Regions from separate parts of the Homo sapiens genome. Here region 2 is linked to region 1. A link is a contact called in ENCODE Hi-C or POLR2A ChIA-PET data. All regions are on one chromosome and are shown on one strand. The core of a region is the stretch at or near the end of the contact, and the rest is flanking DNA. Distances in the headings are between cores, read along the strand shown. Region 1 has its middle 55 kb from the start of SNRNP48. Region 2 overlaps BLOC1S5-TXNDC5 (BLOC1S5-TXNDC5 readthrough (NMD candidate)).

Evidence for each region. A loop is a pair of places that touch in the nucleus more often than their neighbours do. ChIA-PET counts read pairs that join two places held with the same protein, here RNA polymerase II (POLR2A). Pooled maps may share reads with other maps.
Region 2: a pooled map shows a loop between it and region 1 (2.8-fold over the local background). The contact joins two enhancer-like sites. A Hi-C loop is called at or near these places in 1 of 37 single-sample maps with no recorded cell type and 2 of 50 pooled maps. POLR2A ChIA-PET finds 5 or more read pairs at or near these places in 2 of 52 experiments (Panc1 and common myeloid progenitor, CD34-positive).

The regions. Positions count from the first base shown.
Region 1 is chr6:7,642,177-7,648,670 of GRCh38, reverse strand. No RefSeq gene overlaps it. Among named protein-coding and RNA genes, the nearest start is that of SNRNP48, 55 kb to the right of the region's middle. Within about 2 kb of position 4,135, at least 2 of the 41 ENCODE cell types and tissues checked have a DNase peak (open chromatin) inside an H3K27ac peak, as active enhancers do.
Region 2 is chr6:7,989,243-7,995,736 of GRCh38, reverse strand. All of the region lies in intron 4 of BLOC1S5-TXNDC5 (BLOC1S5-TXNDC5 readthrough (NMD candidate)), which reads left to right. It also overlaps the pseudogene PIP5K1P1. Among named protein-coding and RNA genes, the nearest start is that of BLOC1S5, 72 kb to the left of the region's middle. Within about 2 kb of position 3,396, at least 6 of the 41 ENCODE cell types and tissues checked have a DNase peak (open chromatin) inside an H3K27ac peak, as active enhancers do.

The DNA of each region.
Region 1 (6,494 bases), core at 2,886-5,385:
AACTTCTCCTGTCTAAATCATCTCTCCTGTTTTCTGGAGCCTCATGCTCCGAACAGCTTCTTAGTGCCCTGAAGAATGTGCTGCAGCTATTCCTGGTTGGCCCACAAGATTTTCTGTTACAGAGATTCTGTCCAATTTCTATTATTAATAGAGCTATTGAAATACTCTTCCAGAATATATTTGAAGACATGATAGAATTTGGACAAAACTTTCCAGAGCTAGAATATAAACTGCAGGCCATAATAGGATGGCTGGAGAGCTCTTTGAAAAAGAATCTTATATTTATTTACAGGTGATGAGGCTGGACTGGGTAGAAGCCAGTGATGATATAAGCCATCATTGGAAGGTGGCCTGACATTGCTGAATACTCTCGCGGGTTCAGGAAGTAGCGTGAAATCCTGGTGGATGTTTCCCAAGAGAGTTGAGGATTCAGGAATGAGGCTCTCTGGGTCTTCCATTGTCCTAGATGAAAATGTCACAGTTACTCTAACACAGGGCATCATCCCAGATGTGGAGCTTCCAGAAAGCTCTGCAAGCCATAATCAATATTTTGCCGAGTAGCATCATATCACAGCAGAACTGCAACTCTGAAGCTTAGGCTTTTCTTTCCCTGGATATATTAACTGATTATCTGGCCAAACAATCCCTTCCTAAATGTTGGCTCCTTTGGGGGCTATAGAAGAATATTCTCAGGACTTGAAATGGTGAGATGAATGTCTAAAATTTGGGGGCAGGGAGTTTAGAGATCTTTTAGACTGAAGTAGGACCTCCTCCTGCTCCCTGTTCAGAAGGGACAGAGAAAGGGAGTAACTTAATCCTACAAGAGGTGCCATGTGCTTCTACTTCACCACAAAGTATTTTTGACTAAAGACAAAACAACTCTCATGGCAGGATGTGATTGCTTTCACTTTTACTGAGGCCATTTAAAAGCAAAAGCATTGAAACCAGCAAAGAGGAGGGAAGAAAGAAGATACCACTAAGTGGCTGCATCTCTACTTTGACAGTAACATCTGCGAAGGCTTGGCTGCCAATGAGACATTATCTTCACCATCAGCTGGGTAAGAGGCAGCCTGATAGGTCTGCCCAGAGGAACATCCAGCCTTAATAACACACACACACATGCACACATGTACCCAGTCTACTCCCTGTCTGCTATCCCACTGGCCATTTACCCAAGGCAGACTTTCACACCCCGGAGTTAGGTAAATTACAGCCTGGTAGTTTAGAGGCCTTGAGGCTCATACAATTGAAGTCATGATCTCATCATTTCATGCACAGATTTCATCCCGCTCCCCTCTCAGACTTATCTCAAGGACAAGATAGAAACAAATCTATCTGATTGGTAAACCAGCTGTGAGTCAAGTTAGCCATAAAAATATTTTTAACTTATTGATTAATTATTTGATGCATAGGCACACACGATTATTTTCAGACTGCTGGGAAGAGACATTCATTACATGTTATTATTCCAGAGGGACGGAGCCTAAGCCAAAAGCCTACAGTTACCTCCCCACATTCTGTTGTGATGGCTCTTGACCTGGTTTCCAGCTTACAGTAGCACAGATTAGATTTGGAAGGCAAGTCTTTCAAGAACAGAACTCACTTCATCTCATGGGAGTGTTGGCTGTCTTGGCTTGTCTCAGCTTCTTCAGATACAGATAGTCAGATTCCATGGTCATTGAGCCCTGGACTCATCCAAATTTGGGTTGTCACTGCTAGAAGATTTTTGATTTTTATAAATGTCTCATATCCCACCGATATATTTACCTTAATCAAACCAGCATCTTTGAGAAGTAGGCCTGGGAGCGGTACATTTTTGGGAGTCCTCTTATGAAGGCCTGCTTCACCACCATGGTATTAGAGATATCAGTTTGAAGATGTGGAAGCATTCCATTGGAATAGTCAAGCCCAAAAGTGAGGTAAGTAGGTCTTTCAATTCTTAGAAAAAAAAAAATTTTAAGTCTGTTGTTGGAGAAATTTGAAAGGGATGAATCAGAAGTAGATTCTATAGCTGATGCCTGTGGCACACCATGTCCCTTCCTTTTGGTTTGTCTAGTTCAACTGTGCAACTGTGACGTGTGTGTGCTGCCAGTGACTCAAACCAAGTGCATTTCTCAGGGTCCTTCTGCTTTGCTGGCTCAGAGCTTTCCCAAAAACTATTGTAATCAGCTTTGCTTCAGTTATTTGCAATCCATACACTGGAGTTAAGACCTTTGAAAGCAGCCCTCAAATAACAGGGACAGGGGCCAGTGTATAAATGTCAGAGGCTCCCTCTCTCCTGGTGGGACAATTTTGAGTTACATTCTACACAGAACATCCCCAGAAGGGTTGATCCTTCTTGTCTTACTCTCCCTACCCCCTCATTTCTACTTCCAGGGATTATCTTCCAAATAAACTACCTGCTCTCAAGTGAGCAAGCTCTTCTTTCAGGACATCATCTCCAGGAGTGTGGTACTTGTCCAGGATATCAGATGGGACTCTTCCAGTTGAAAATGGCAGAAAACCCAGCAGAAAATATATTTTGATAAATTGGAAAGGGTGGCCTCATTTACCTGAAAAGTCTAAGGATGGAATTGACTTCGGGTACTATAAGGCATAGATTTAAAATATCACAACGCCATCTTTTGGCTCAGATAGATCTGCTGTCCTCCTTATGGTCAGCTTTATACTCAAGTAAGTTCTCTCTCTGTGGTCATAAGATGGCTATAGTCATTCCAGATCTTCTCTTCTTTAAGCTTCAATTCCAACTAGAAAGAGCAAGAATATCTTTCCCAGAGAGTTTAGAAAAAGCCCCACGGTGTATCTTTGGCTTTCTTTGGGTCACATGTAGATACCAAATTGGATGTTCCACATCTAGATATGAATGTATCATTGAGGGAATCAGGATGAGGTGACCTCCCCAGGGGAAATCACATAGAGTTGTCAGAATAAGAGTAAATACTGACTGGGTGGCAAAATACAACTGAAATCCATTACATCCCCTCTTTTGGCTTCCTGGAACACCATACACATACATCCTTCCTTCCACACCTTGCAAGTTTCTGTACTTACTTAAAATAAACTCCCTACTTGTCCAAAAAAAAAATCATCCAAGTCTAATCCAGCATCAAGCCTAAGATCTCTGGATGATATGCAATTTTGTCAGTCAAGGCAAAATATCATGCCTCATAATAATTTTGACAACCCCTAATTCATTCAATGTACCATGGTGGAGAGAGAACAAGAGAATGGCCATAAAGCCACCACTTGGGAAAGGCAAGAACGAGAAAAATTTACAGTATTCACCAATCCAGAGCACATGTCATGGCCTGCTCAACAAGAATAACAAGACTGAATTACTGCCTGGCGTTGGACTTTCATCCTTGGTTAGGCAGCCTGGATGCCCTGGGAGGCTCCCCCCTCCCCATTTTCTTCCATAGCCCATGGAAGCAAGAGCCATGCTTACATGGAACATATAGTTAGAATTCATTTGGTTCCAAAAGACCAAAAATCCAACCCAACTAGGCCTTTGGAAAAATGTAATTTACTAGCTAAGATAACAGAAAAGTTCAGGGGTAGCATTGGGTTCAAGGGTAGTTTGCTGCAACCAACCCCTGTTAACCAGGACCCAGCTTCTCTTCAGCACATGGTCAATTAGCCATGGCCTATTCTGTGTTTTGGCCTTATTTTCAGAGAGTCTGTCTTCCTGATCCTGAGATTTCTACAGAAGATCTAGATTGTGTATCTTTTAGGTTTTAAGCTCAATAGGATTTTACTTTATTTGCCCTGGTTGTGTCATATTCAGTCCCTGGTTGGGAACTGAAATATCCTGATTGCTCAGACCTCAGTCATATGTTCCACACCCCGAAGAAGCCAAGGCCACCTGAAGGAGATAGAATGGAAGTGCATTAGGGGTGGTTCCCCAGAAGGATATTGGGGTGTGGTTATGAGAGAAGAGTGAATGGATGCTGGGCAGTAAGGCACATCAACCGGATCCAGAGGCATGGGGACGTCCTGACTCACACATACACCCAGACCAGGATCTCTATCCCTGGCTTTCTAAATAACATTCAGGTTGACCTGGAGCTGGTGCTGCTGCACTCAGCTGAGAACTCAATAAATGAGTGATTCACCTGAGGCCAGTGAGTACATGATGCCAAGGTCCCAATCAGGAAGGAAGTTGTTGAAAGAAGGCATGGATGTTGCATATGCCACAGGGCATTGCAGTGTCTCTGACTGTCCTGACCTTGTCTGGAAAGTTCTTTTCTGTTTGTCACCCTCTAAGAGCTGGATATGGTTGTGTGTTCCAAAGATGCAATTTTACAAAGGCTCAAGCTCTCAAAGTTGCTCCAGAGGATTGGGGTTGCGGGTGGTGGGTAGTCAGGTTGTAATTCCGTATGTTCATGCTCAAGCTCAATGCCAAGAAGAACTCACAGCTAGAGAATAATAGAATCAAAAGATAAATATGGTATATCTTTTCAGAAAATCTATTTTGCTTAATAGAAAGTAATTTAAAACATTACTTATATAACAAACAGATGTATAATGGAGTAGATTGAAAAGTTTACAATAATTTTAAGATAAGCGGTAAATTTCAAAGAAATATTCAAGCTTGCTGTGGAGACCCAAACTAAAATAACTTGCATAACAAAGAGGGGAAAAAACACCTTTTTTGGATGGGCGCGGTGGCTCACGCCTATAATCCCAGCACTTTGGGAGGCCGAGGCGGGCAGATCACCTGAGGTTGGGAGTTCGAGACCAGCCTGACCAACATGGAGAAACCCTGTCTCTACTAAAAATACAAAATTAGCCAGGCATGGTGGCACATGCCTGTAACCCCAGCTACACGGGAGGCTGAGGCAGGAGAATCGCTTGAACCCAAGAGGCGGACATTGTGGTGAGCCAAGATCACACCATTGCACTCCAGCCTGGGCAACAAGAGTGAAACTCCATCTCAAAATAATAATAATAATAATAATAATAATAATAACAACTTTCTCTTTCAGGCAGAGATGAAGAAGCATGATCCTCATCTAAGAAGTTAATCCTCTCAGCAGAAAGCTCAGTGACTTGGCAAGGTATTCTTAATAGCCAAGGAACAGCCACTGTGTGTGGCTGAGCAATGGGCCTGTTTATTATCCCCAACAGACCCACAGGGAGACAATTTAAAATGCAAGGTGAACAGAATCCTATTGTGAGTAAGTAGGACTTGCAGTGATGGAACTGTGAGGAAAGTATTGATCTCTTTCTCTCTGCTAGACAGGAAAATAAATACAATTATCTCCAGTATCCACTGAAGATTGGTTCATGGCCCCCCGAAGGATGCCAGAATTCACAGATGTTCAAGTCTCTGATATAAAATGGCATGGTATTTGCATATAACCTATGCACATCCTCTCATATACTTTAAATCCTCTCTAGTTTACTTGTGATACCTAATGCAAAGTAAATGCTATGAAAATAGTTGGCATACTATATTGTTTATGGAATAATGACAAGGAAAAAAATGTACATGTTTCATACAGACACGATTCTTAAAAATATTTTCAATCTGCAATTGGTTGAATCAATGCACGTGGAACCCACGGATATGGAGAGCTGACCATATCCACATCTGCAACTCACACTGTTAGGCAGGGCATAAACAAGTCTGCCAGGCAGTCTCATAGGAGAGTCTGACACAGCATATTCAGGAGCAGTAAAACCAAAGTCCATCGCCTGCACAATTCTGCAGAACTTGGATGGCAGAGGCCACCACAGCCTGTCCCTCCCTGAGCTACTGGGATGCTATTTCCAGACTGACTTGCTGAGACTTTGCAGAAGTTCTGCTGGGAGGAGGAAGGTGTATGCTGGGTCATAACAATGCATGTGACAAGGTTTCCCAAATGGCAGGAGAGTCAAGTTGGAGCTTAGAGGGTGGAGGTGCATGGCACAGAGGCTTGAGGGCCTGAGGGCAGAAACTGGGTACCTCAGGCTGGGCGTGGTGGTTCACATCTGTAATCCCAACACTTTGAGAGGCGAAGGCAGGCAGATCGCCTGATGTCAGGAGTTCAAGACCAGCCTGGCCAACATGGCGAAACCCCATCTCTACCCAAAATACAAAAATTAGCCAGGCATAGACGGGGGGTGGTGGCGCCTGTAATCCCAGCTACTCTGGAGGCTAAGGCAGGAGAATCAGTGAACCCGGGAGGCAGAGGTTGCAGTGAGCCAAGATTGTGCCACTGTGCTCCAGCTTGGGCAACAAGAGCAAAACTCTGTCTCAACAACAACAACAACAACAACAACAGGCCGGGAACAGTGGTTCACACCTGCAATCCCAGCACTTTAGGAGGCCAAGGAAGGTGGCTCATCTGAGGTCAGGAGTTCGAGACCAGACTGGCCAACGTGGCGAAACCCCATCTCTACTAAAAGTACAAAAATTTGCCTGACATGGTGGCCCATGCCTGTAATCCCAGCTACTCGGGAGGCTGAGACAGGAGAATCACTTGAACCAGGGAGGCGGAGGTTGCAGTGAG
Region 2 (6,494 bases), core at 2,147-4,646, 350 kb before region 1:
AGCTACTAGGGAGGCTGAGGCAGGAGAATTGCTTGAACCCAGGAGTCGGAGATTACAGTGAACCGAGATTGTACCAGTGCACTCCAGCCTGGGCAACAGAGAGAGATCCTGTCTCAAAAAACAAAAAACAAAAAAAAAATGGAATTGCAACCAGACAGTCATGGGGTCCATTCCTGACCTTATTCCTCACTAACTGTATGAACTTGGCATATTCTTTATCCTCTCTGAGCCTCAGTTTCCTTACTTGGCTGCCAAAAAGGCTGGACGGGATACCATTTGGGAAGCATTTAGAACAGCATCTGGCACTTTAAAAATGCTTGATAAATGTTAGTACTTAATCATTATATTAAGCATGATAGTTTACAAAAAAACTTGCTCACATATTGAATTTCTTTGAACCTGTCAGTCCTGTGAAATAGACAGGAAAGGTGTTATTCTTATCTGATATTAAGAACTGAAGTTCATAGAAGGATTCAGTAACTGAAGTTAATTAGCGGCAAATCCAGAACTGAAAATTAGGGGCTGTCTCCTCTAGATTTCTAAACTACACACATAAAATACAAGACAGAGGCAAGAATCCCTGGCCTTTATGAATTTAAGCAAAGGTTCCTGATAGCAGTAGTTTTCAAATGCCAGTCCACGGACAGTGATCCTACAGGACAGAGTTTTCCCGTGTGTGTCATTTGGATTCTCAGACTGGATGGTGAAATGAGAACATGAGGGTTAGAGCAGTGAACTTGAGATAGAGTTAAATTTATCCACCTTAAGGAACTGCCTTTTACTATCATGTTATAGCTTTTCTACTTTTTGGTATTGAAATTGCCTTATGAAATGATGACAGATCATGGTAGCTATTTTTTGGTTAATGTCTCTATCTGAAGTAAGAGAACTTTGACAAAGACCACTTTGGGTCGCAGGTTTTGTTTTAGAAATGTTTCTAGTCCAAAATCGGAGAATCACTGCCCTAGAGTCATTTCATTATTTTACATATTAGTAGTTAAGTATACCGTAATACTTAGTTTATCTACATTAAGCCATAAAATCAGGGATTTGGATTTTTATGCAGTTTTTTTTTTCCTTCTTTTTTGTTTTTAGAGACAAGGTCTTGCTCTGTTGCCTGGGCTAGAGTGCGGTGGTGTGATCATAGCTCATTGCAGCCTTGAATTCCTGGCCTTAAGCGATCCTCCTGCTGCAGCCTTCCAAGTAGCTGGGACTGCAGGCACATGCCATGACACCCAGCTAATTTATTTTTGTGTAGAGACAGGGGTCTTGCTGTGTTGCCCAGACTGCTCTTGAACTCCTGGCCTCAAGCAATCCTCCCACCTCGGCTTCCCAAAGTGCTGCGATGACAAGCGTGAGCCACTGCATCCAGCCCTCCAATTTTAATTTTCTCTTGCTCTCTTTTTAATTACATAGATCACTGATGCTTATCTTTTTTAAGTAGCAATCGCAGACCGTTTTAGGAATCTTTTGGTAACTCCATCCCCCAAAACACATACACAAACAGTTATAGGTGCAAATTGGCTAGTTCACGAATTTGGTGGTACAGAAGCCCAGGGACGTGTAGGTGGCGCTGGTTCGTTAGTTTATGTAACCCGTTTTCTTTGTTTTTTTTCATCTTGCTTGTTTTCCCTATTAGATGTTAGGGCTTATACAGGTGAGAGTGGTGTTACAGGAGACTGGGCAAAAGGCTTAATGTCAGGACCTGATGGTTACGTAGAGGTCACTGCATCTTGTGTGGTTTTTCAGGCAGAACAGTCATATGATGGAAGATTGTAAAATATTATTAGTTATTTGTTATAGTTAATATATATGTTAGCAAAGAAGTGAGGAAGAGGACTCCTACATACTCCTACATACTCTCAAAGGAGAGTATAAATTGATGTAACCTCTTTGGAGGGCGATCTGAAAATATCTATCAACATTTAAAATGCACATACTGGCTGGTATGTGCTTAACAAGGTATGGCACATACTTGTTAAGATGTGTACAGAGGTCTTTGTTGTAGCTTTTCATATGAGAAAAATACTAGAAACAACATAAATATCCATTAATATGGAACTGGTTAATCAATTGTGTGGTATATTTGAATGGGAATACTATGCAGCCATGAAAAAGGATGGGTTAGCACTAAACATGATAATATGGAATGATCTCCAAGATGTTATTATGTGAAAAAGAAAGATACATTTTAAAAGGAGAAAATGCACACATGCTTGCATTTGGATATTTCTAGAGTGTATACCAGCAGCTGGTACTGATGACTGCCTCAGGGTAGGGTCTGAGGAATCAAGGGTCTGCAGGTCTGCAATGGGAGGGATACTTACTTTTCCTTTTTCTATTTATTGTAGTGCCTAAATCTTTTTTTTTTTTTCGAGATGGAGTCTCGCTCTATCGCCCAGGCTGGAGTGCAGTGGTGCGATCTCGGCTCACTGCAAACTCCATCTCCCAGGTTCACGCCATTCACCGGCTTCAGCCTCCCGAGTAGCTGGGACTACAGGCACCCGCCACCGCGCCCAGCTAATTTTTTGTATTTTTAGTAGAGATGGGGTTTCACTGTGTTAGCCAGGATGGTCTCGATCTGACCTCGTGATCTGCTAGCCTCAGCCTCCCAAAGTGCTGGGATTACAGGCGTGAGCCACTGCACCCAGCCTGTAGTGCCTAAATCTTTTAATCAGGTCCTTGTATTACTTATTCAATTAAAAAAAAGAGCTAGTTAAAAGGAGTTAATTTTAAAAATTACTGTGCAATATGAGCAAAAGAGGTTAGTGGATATTTACATTTCCTAACTGCAAGGAGATAAGGCAAAATGAACAGACTTCTTTTTTCCTTTTCTTTTTTTGCCTCATTCTCTAATGTGAGATCAAGGGGGCACCTGATGGAGTTAAGAACTGGGAAATGAATAAATCAAAGGAAATAGCTTTTTGCACAGCATGTAGCTAGTCTAAGGAATTTACCGCCAGAGGCAGTCATAGAGTCAAATACTGTGGCTGGATTTTTTTTTGGAAGTCTGGTCACTATGACCAGTCATAACATTTGTAGTTATGCAAGAAAAGATAAGGATAATCAAATCTGATGGTGCAGGATGTAAGCTGATCATTGCAAAGGAAGGAATTTCTCCCCAGCCTCCCTTCTTTTTTGGCTTCTCCCAGTGCCTCAGAATAACATTACACAATTAGCTAGGTCTGCTTTGAAGAGTTGACAGTACTTCCTCTGAATCATTAGGTATTATCCACAGCCAAGGGAAGGATTCCAGGCCTGCCAGAGCAGCAAAGCTCAGAACTCTTTTTTTGCACCCAGAGCGATGGCCCCTTCAGTTCCAAGTTCAGCGTTTTGGCAGGACAGCCCTCCTGCTGCTCTGCTCCTCCTGCCATTCCCGGTGAAGAACATGTTCAAAGGGAAATAATGGGTTTCAGCTCTTCTCCCGTTGAGCTGGCACTCTCGTATAAACAACAAACCCAAGATTATTGAGGGACTGAATAGATGTTCAGGAAATAATTCATGCTTTTTTCTCTTTCTCTTTCCTTCTTTGGCTCTGACTAGTAATGAATCCCTCCACCAGGGGGTAGACAGAAGACATAAAAGAAACCAGCACTGACCAATCTCATTTAGGCCCCAGTAACAGGTTTCATATTGTTCTAGGTCTCATTCATCCAAATAACCCAAGAAATACTGCACCCATTTACTGTCTTATATTTTAAGATCAAGAGTAGGATGTATCAAATTGACTTCGATTTGAGCAAGTAAGTAGAGTGTAGAATAGTATAGTATGTCAACATGAGCCAGATAAATTGCATTAACTAAAATCTACTGCAGATGAGGCCATTCTGTTTCTCCATGTGACTAGTTCAAAGGCAAAACTTTAGTCACATAAATGAGAGGACCTTCTTTTTTAAAAGTTTCTCCCCCATGTTATGGAAGCTGGCAACAGGCAGGCAGGGTATGTCTGTGTGCATGTATATGCATGCAGGGTGAATGCCCTTCCCTTTTCTGTCAGCCAACAGCTGGATGACTCCAAGACAACACAGTCAGTGATCCCAGGTCCATCTGGTGGCCACACACAGGGGCACGGCCTCTTGCTTGTCCCACAGACAAGATTCAAAACAGTCACCCAAACACCCAAAGTTCCAGGAGAAAATTTGTATCATTTTTGTTTGGCTAAATTATGTCTTTAAAAGTTCCAACAGAATTTTTAAAAATATCTCTTATTACATTTAATTATAATTTTAAAATAATTTCTTTGCTACTCAAACTCATCGACACCATGTACAACCTTACCTTTGAAGCTTTTTAGGAGACCCATTTCACTTCCAGCATTGTCCAGTAGAACTTTCTGCAGTGGGGGAAGTGTTCTTTATCTGTGTTGTCCAATATGGTAGCCACTAGCCGTATGTAACTATTGAGTACTCGGAATGTGGCTAATGTGTCTAAGGAACTGAATGTTTAATGTGACTTAATTTTCATTGACTTATAAGCAACAATGCCACCTGAACTTTAGCATTTCTTATATCCTCAGCCCATTTTTACTTTAGCATCCTAGCAAACATTCAGAAGTGACATGGTCATTTTCTTCCTTCTGGGATGGAGCGTTGGCTCTCTTTATTGTCATTAAGATCTTTGAAAGCAATAAGAAGATATAATTAGCCGGGCATGGTGGCTCACGCCTGTAATCTCAGCACTTTGGGAGGCCAAGGAGGGTGGATCACCTGAGGTCAGGAGTTCAAGACCAGCCTGGCCAACATGGTGAAACCCCATCTCTACTAAAAATGCAAAAAATTAGCCGGGCCTGGTGGTGCGCGCTTGTAATCCCAGCTACTTGGGGGGCTGAGGCAGGATAATCTCTTGAACCTAGGAGGTGGAGGTTGCAGTGAGTCGAGACTATGCCATTGCACTCCAGCCTGGACAACAAGACCAAGACTAGTCTCAAAAAAAAAAAAAAAAAAAAAAGAAGAAGATGTAATTTTTCTGTTTTCACACAGTTTTAGGAAAAGTGACACAGACTTGTCATTATGCAAAGGCTACGGTTTTTACTCAAATCCTGTCATGGGGCCTGTGTTGATACCTAATATCCCAATGGTAACCTCAACCTGCAACAGTAGTGAGGCTTTTTTCTCTAAATGGTATAACCCATAATTTTAGACAATAATAAAAGTTTAAAAATCTAATTTTTGCACAGCCAAGAATAACATGGGGTACTAGGAAATTCCATCAGCAAGGCAGGCAACTTCTTGGCATCAGGGATTGTGTCTTTTATCTGTTTCCTTAGTTCTAGCATAAATTTTAATAAGTGCTTCTCAAATGAGTGCTTTAGTATATGAGTGGATGAATAAATGTGTCTCAGAAGTCATGCTAGTAACATAACATTAAAGAAGCCTCTCATTAAAGCTCCTGGTGCCCTAGCAGGTATCTTTATTGGCAGATAAGTTATGGAAAGACACAATGTAAGAAATAGTATTTTGGACTCATGAAAGAACTCATATAAAAACATTGAAAACTCATCCATGACTAGTTTAGATAGTTTGAAGAATAAGTGGTACCCTGTGTTTATAAAGTATATGGGTCCGTTCGTTTTCACAAAAAAAAATTATTTCTCTCTGCATTTATTTATGACAATGCATGTCATCTTTCCTGGTCATGCCTTTTCACCTCGCTCTGCCTTTGCCTTATGCTGACAGACACATGGCATCGTCAGCTGCCTCCCTTCCTTGACTCCTGCCTTGTTTTACAATTATTACAGTCAGGTGTATTAAATTACAAACTAAGAGCCTTGCTTTCTGCTTTAAGATGCTTTACAGGATAACCTCAACTTTTCCTTGTTCCTGTCTCCTTTCTTCATTGTTGTCAAAATGATCCATCGGTTTCTTTTCTTTTTCTAAATAACTGATAAAAGTTTATTACATTAAAACCATATATCACTTTTATATTGCATTTGCCTTTTCCGAATGATACAAAGTAGAAGCAAATAGAGACACTTCATTAAAATGTTGATTCCCTATTCCTTTCCCTAAGACCCAGCCCTCCCTCAAATATTCTCTCCCACCCCTTACAGAACTCTGTCCTTAATAAAACACTTAAATACATCATAAATAGTAAATTATGAAAAAAATAGCAAGAATTGTTTCTTTCCTTCTTGTAAAAAAGAACATGGCAGCAAAGACAGGCAGCCAGAAACTGGCTGGGGGTGTCTAATATAGAAAGTTATTTGGGGTATGGGCTAACCTACTGTCAAGGCAGGGTGGGATAGAGAAGGGATAGAACAGGAATTCAACAATATGCCTGAGATACCAGGCCCCCTTCTTCTCCTGACAACAGTGGAAGGATCAGATGGAAAACCACAACTCTTGTAGGTGGGGAGGAGAGGGCATATGTAGCCCCCATTTCCAACTTCTCTGCATGAAGACGGGGGTAGGACATATGGCATAGCAATGACCTCACCGAGGCAAGAATCCACTGTCTCCCCATGAATTTAAGAAAATATTTGCTGGCCTCACAGA